2 separate regions of the Homo sapiens genome follow, and region 1 is linked to region 2. A link is a loop called in an ENCODE intact Hi-C map of the cell type or tissue named here. Cell type or tissue: GM12878. All regions are shown on one strand. Each heading gives the region's core, and the rest is flanking DNA. Links, peaks and the distances in the headings are about the cores only.

Region 1 (2,817 bases), core at 40-2,539, 58 kb before region 2:
CACATACCAAAATATGTTAATGCTTTCAGTTATCATGTAGGTGGTAGTATTAGGGGTGTTATTCAGAGGCTGTTGAGTAACATAAAACAAATGAGCAATTATGATATACTGTATTTTAGTTGTTTTCCTGGTGTCTTTGAAAACTCACATTCTGGCTGGGCACAATGGCTCACACCTGTAATCCCAGGATTTTGGGAGGCAGAGGTGGGCAGATCACTTGAGCCTAGGAGTTTGATACCAGCCATGGGCAACATGGCAAAACCCCATCTCCACTAAAAATACAAAAACTAGCTGGGTGGGGGCCGGACGCAGTGGCTCACGCCTGTAATCCCAGCACTTTGGGAGGCTGAGGCGGGCGGATCACGAGGTCAGGAGATCGAGACCATGCTGGCTAACCCCGTCTCTACTAAAAATACAAAAAATTAGCCGGGCATGGCGGCAGGCGCCTGTAGTCCCAGGTACTCGGGAGGCTGAGGCAGGAGAAGGCGTGAACCCAGGAGACGGAGCTTGCAGTGAGCCGAGATCACACCACTGCACTCCAGCCTGGGCAACAGAGCGAGACTCCGTCTCAAAAAAAAAAACAAAAAACAAAAAACTAGCTGGGTGGGGTGGTATATGCCTGTAGTCCCAGCTACTTAGGAGGCTGAGGTGGGAGAAGTAAAGCAGAAAGTGACAAATGAGCTCAGGAAGTAGAAGCTGCAGTGAGCTGTGATTACGCCACAGCACTCCAGCCGGAGCGATAGAGTGAGACCCTGTCTCAAAAAAAGAAAAGAAAACTCACATTCACAGGGCACAGGAAAGGAGCTCAGATGTAATGGGGGAAGTTAAGCACACACCCTAATGTCTTGGAATTGAATTGGAAATCTCAATATGAACTCATAAAATATTTTATGTATGTGTCCATCTATCTATTGGCATACAAATATTTCTTAGTTCAACTGCCAATCCAGTAGCAGTGAGCATTCCTCACCCACTAATAGAAACCAACCCTTCTTGGAGAAACAGTTGCTTCCAAGTCTAAGCCGGAAATGTGTAAGATGAGCCTGGGATCTCTTATAATACCAGGGAGCCGGGAAGTTATCAGAGGCCACAGGGGTCAGGCAGGGGAGCACAAATTTGATGTCTGGCATTCTCCTTCCCCCAATAGTTTAAATAGTTATCATAACTAAAATTTTAAAAATCAAATACGTGTCAGAATTCCTTACATTTACTTTTGATCAGCAAATGTTAATAATGTAGGCATGGGATGCCACCATAATCTTTTTAGTAGTTAGTATTTCTAAAGGTTTTACTCCAGCCTCCTTCAGGCCTACCCAAGAGCCCTCCTTGATCCAGAATTTAGAGGCTCCTGCCTGATGTAATGACAAAAGAAATCCACCAGGGGGAGAGATAAGCAAGTATGTAAATCATCCATCTATATCCGGGGGCGATTTGACTCCAGGACTCCCAGAGATACCAAAATTCCAGGATGCTCAAGTCTCTTAGGCAAAATGATGTGTTATTTGTATATAACCTATGCACATCCTCCATATACCTGAAACCATCTCTAAATTACTTATAATACCTAACACAATGTAAATGCTATGTTAATAGTTGTTATGCTGTATTTTTTACTTCTATTATTATTTATTGTTATTTTTCTTTTTTGTTCAAATATTTTCAATCCGTAGTTGGTTGAATCTGTGTATGCAAACTCGTGGATACAGAGGGCTGATTACATAGGGGGAGAATTGATTTATCTGCTTTGTTTCATTGTTTTAAGACAATTTTATTTGAGAGAGAAATATTACTTTGGGACAGATTGTCTAATAAAGGTTTCTACTGGGACTGGTTTCTTAGCCCCTTCTTTTAAAGGATGTTGATAAACTTCCATGTCCTTCTAAGTGAAAACTGCTATTCACCTGATTATTATTATTATTATTATTATTATTTTTGAGAGACAAAGTCTTACTGTTTTGCCCAGGCTGCAGTACAGTGGCACAATCTTGGCTCACTGCAACTTCTGACTCCCGGGTTGAAGCGATTCTCCTGCCTCAGTTTCCCAAGTAGCTGGGACTACAGGCGTGCCTTAAAAGATTTTAGAATACCTATATTAAACCAGAACAATTAAAATATTGTTAAAATAATGTTACTACCTAAATATACACAGTTTAATGGAAAGGAATAGAAAGTAAGGGATCTAATGACATATAAGAATTAAATGAATGCTAACAATTGCCTGAAAAATTATTGGGGAAAGGATGGATTATTCAAAGATAGGAGAGTTAGAACTCTACTTCACACAATATACCAAAAAAAAAACCCCAAAAACAAAAACCAATAGGGTGGAGTAATTTTTAAATGTAAAAAATAATATTCAATTACTATAAGAAAATATGTTCCATATTTATATATTCTTTTGGTCAGTAAGACTTTTCTAAACATGATACCAAATGTTGAAGCCATTAAAAATATACTGATAAATATATCTGTCTAAAAACTTGAACTTCTATTTGGTGAGGAATACCAAAAAGAAAATTAAAAGGTAAACAACAAATTGGAAAAATTATCTATAACATATACAAATCAAAAGTTTATACTTTTAATATATGAAAAGGTTTCAAAAATAAGACAAAGAACCACCAATGAACACATTAAACATATTTCAAGTTAACAATGTCATGGATAAAAAAAATTAACAATGTCAAGAAATAGAACAAAGGTGATAATTTTTTCCACATTGGATTGGAAAAGATTAAAAAGAACAGTAATACTCGGAGTCTGGGAGAATGTGGTAAAGTTGAAAATCATACATTATTGGCGCAATTACAAATTGGT
Region 2 (2,817 bases), core at 183-2,682:
ATGAGGCCTGTAGCCACTTCGTTTTGGCCAGTTCCTCCCATTTTGAACAGCTGTATTTACCCAATGCCTGTACCCCCATTTATCCAGGAAGTAACTAACTTGCTTTTGATTTTACAGGCTCATAGGTGGAAGGGACTTCCCTTGTCTCAAATGAGGCTTTGGACTGTGGACTTTTGAGTTAATGCTGAAATGAATTAAGACTTTGGGGGATAGATGGGAAGGCAAGATTGGTTTTGAAATATGAGGATATGAGATTTGGGAGGTGCCAGGGGTAGAATGATATGGTTTGGCAGTGTCCCCACCCAAATCTCATCTTGAATTCCCATATGTTGTGGGAGGGACCCACTGGGAGGTAATTGAATCATGGGGGCAGGCCTTTCCCATGCTGCTCTCATGATAGTGAATAAGTTTCATGAGATCTGATGATTCTATAAGGGGGAGTTTCCCTGCACAAGCACTCTCTTTGCCTGCTGCCATCCATGTAAGACGTGGCTTGCTCCTCCTTGCCTTCCACCATGATTGTGAGGCCTCCCCAGCCACGTGGAAATATAAGTCCATTAAACCTCTTTTTCTTCCCAGTCTCAGGTATGTCTTTATCAGCAGGGTGAAAACAGACTAGTACAACTTGTCATTGTGACTTGCCTAGTAGAACACGTGTGTAGAGGCCAATGTGAAGTGCTGGAGGACATCCACATCAGCACAAGTATAAACCAGTTTCCCCAGGAGTGTACAGATGCTCAGGCACGGTGAAGTCATGTATCATATATCAAAACCACATTCAAACTTGACACGTATCTCTCAGCTGACTTGGAATAGCTATGAGGAATTTTTGCATTTTATCTCTCCAACATGTAAGAGAATAACGTACTGGTTATAAGTTCAGGCTTTTGAATAGTTCACACTTGGATTTAAATCCCCGCTTGGCCAGTTACTCAGTCTGTGACCTGCGACATTATCCTCTCAGCCTCAGTTTCCCCATCTATGAAACGAGATAACAACAATCTTACAGAGCTTTTGAGAGTAGGAAATGAAATTATTTATGTAAAACAGTTAACATAAATAATACATAGCATGTGCTTAAAAACGTGTGCAATTATTATGTGATATTTGTTTTAGTTACTATATATAATAAATTTTATTGATGAACTTGATGAAACACATAGAAGTATTATTTTGTAGTAAAAAGATCCTCTTTAATATACAACATGTAATTCTTTTGCTGTAAGCTTATTCCAAAGAAGGAAGTGGCTTATTGGCTTATTGTAGTGTCATCACTAGGAGTCTTGGAACGTTTCCTGTAAGAGGCGTATAATGTGGAGGGGTACCACTAGAGGGCTCTGCAGGGACCCTATATACCTTTTCCTTGGCTGTAGTGGTGAGGAAGCAACCCTGAGAAGCCCTGGCCTTTTGGAGATCAGAGCCATTCCATTCATTACAGCTGTTCAAGAGGGCAATTAATAAGAATCCAACAAGAGCAACTCCTAGGAGCCACTTCTGCCAGAGAGCTGGGGGTTGCAGGTGGATGTCACCAGAAACATCTGGTAGGTGCTGAGCTAGGAAACCCTATTGCTTGAGTTTCACTCTCCCCTGTACCACTCCACAGAGCTACCCTTGTGGGGACTTGAATGACATAATACAATGAAGTTTTAACTTTGAGACAGGAAACCAGGTAGCATTGAAGGTTCTGAAATTCTGGGCAAAGATCTAACCAACAATAATAACAAAACCCACCTTGAATCTCAACTGATCCTTGAGGCTGGGACCCACACTGATGGCTGGGCATCTGTAAAGGAGATGAACACAAGGCCCTGGGAGTTCTGGGGCTGCATGAGCCCTGTGTGTCCTACCTGCAGGGATGATAGCAGGGCACCTCTGATGATGCACTGTCATGGGATAAATGCCCCTCCGGACTCAGTGGTCACTCAGGGATTGTGCTGGCAAGTGATGCAATAGGTATATGTCATAGCTTTTTAATGAGCACCATCGGCCAGTAGCTTACAGCTGTGTCTGAGTGCCAGCAGTGAAGCTGGTGCCTGCAGAGGCAAATGTCAGATCTGCAGCTGAAGCAAGAACCTGGGAGCTGGGCAGAAAAGGAGCTTTCCTGCTACCGAGGTGAGTTTGGATCTCCAGACTGAGGCGGTGGGGTGGGAGCAGAAATCTCTTCAAGCCTTTGTTTTCTTGTGGCTGTTTTGCTTCTGTGGTGTTTGAACCACCCCCCACTCCACCCCGCAAAAAAATAGCTGTCCACGGGGCCAGACAAGATAATGTGCCTCTAGACTCAAGAAGTGAATGGCAGCCTTGGGAAGCTTTGCTTTTTCTAACTCTCCCTGTGAAATAATTCAGGACTTCCGCACACTGAAGAGTCAACTCTCAATCCAAAGTCAAGCACTTCCCTTTTTAAACTTGTGCAACGCTGAGGCTTAAGTTCTCAGGGTCTCCCCTCCGCAGGCGCTGGTCCTTTTAAAGGGCTTCTCAGAGAGGTGGTGGCCAGAGGCTGCAGTCAGGACCTGGCTGGGAGGAAGACAGGGATGAGGGCTGCGGGGCTGGGCGTCCCGGGGAGGAGGGCGGAGCAGGTGAGCTGCGGGGTGGGAGCAGGGAGTGCACTTGTACGTGACGTTGGAGTTTGCAGCAACCTCCAAGTAGGAGGCTGTGCGCGCGTGTGTGTGGAGTGGCTGCGCGGCCGGGGAGGATGTGCGCTGCAGGGCGGCCGCCGCAGTGAGCAACGCGGCAACCGGAGCCCGGCGGGCAGCCGGGGAGGCCGGGACTGAGAGGGGCGAGCCGCTGGTGCTCCCCGGCGGCAGAGGGCCGCGTCGGCCA

Evidence for each region. Peaks named below come from ENCODE experiments on the same cell type or tissue, not always from the same donor. Only the 100,000 strongest peaks of a DNase experiment are listed, where the experiment ranks them.
Region 1: a loop joins it to region 2, with 4 times the contacts of the local background. A loop is called at or near these places in 10 of 110 quality-filtered maps.

Annotation. Positions count from the first base shown.
Region 1 is chr1:234,153,492-234,156,308 of GRCh38, forward strand. All of the region lies in intron 2 of SLC35F3 (solute carrier family 35 member F3), which reads left to right. Among named protein-coding and RNA genes, the nearest start is that of SLC35F3-AS1, 120 kb to the right of the region's middle. RefSeq lists an enhancer at 1-429. In GM12878, for the core only: a CTCF peak has its summit at 1,372 (motif pointing right); a DNase peak (open chromatin) is centred at 1,380.
Region 2 is chr1:234,211,601-234,214,417 of GRCh38, forward strand. All of the region lies in intron 2 of SLC35F3 (solute carrier family 35 member F3), which reads left to right. LOC124904553 (a long non-coding RNA gene) reads right to left here. Exons shown (of 2, transcript XR_007066948.1): 2 at 1,117-2,511. Among named protein-coding and RNA genes, the nearest start is that of SLC35F3-AS1, 60 kb to the right of the region's middle. RefSeq lists a silencer at 2,728-2,817. In GM12878, for the core only: a CTCF peak has its summit at 1,318 (motif pointing right); a DNase peak (open chromatin) is centred at 1,371; H3K4me3 peaks cover 391 bases.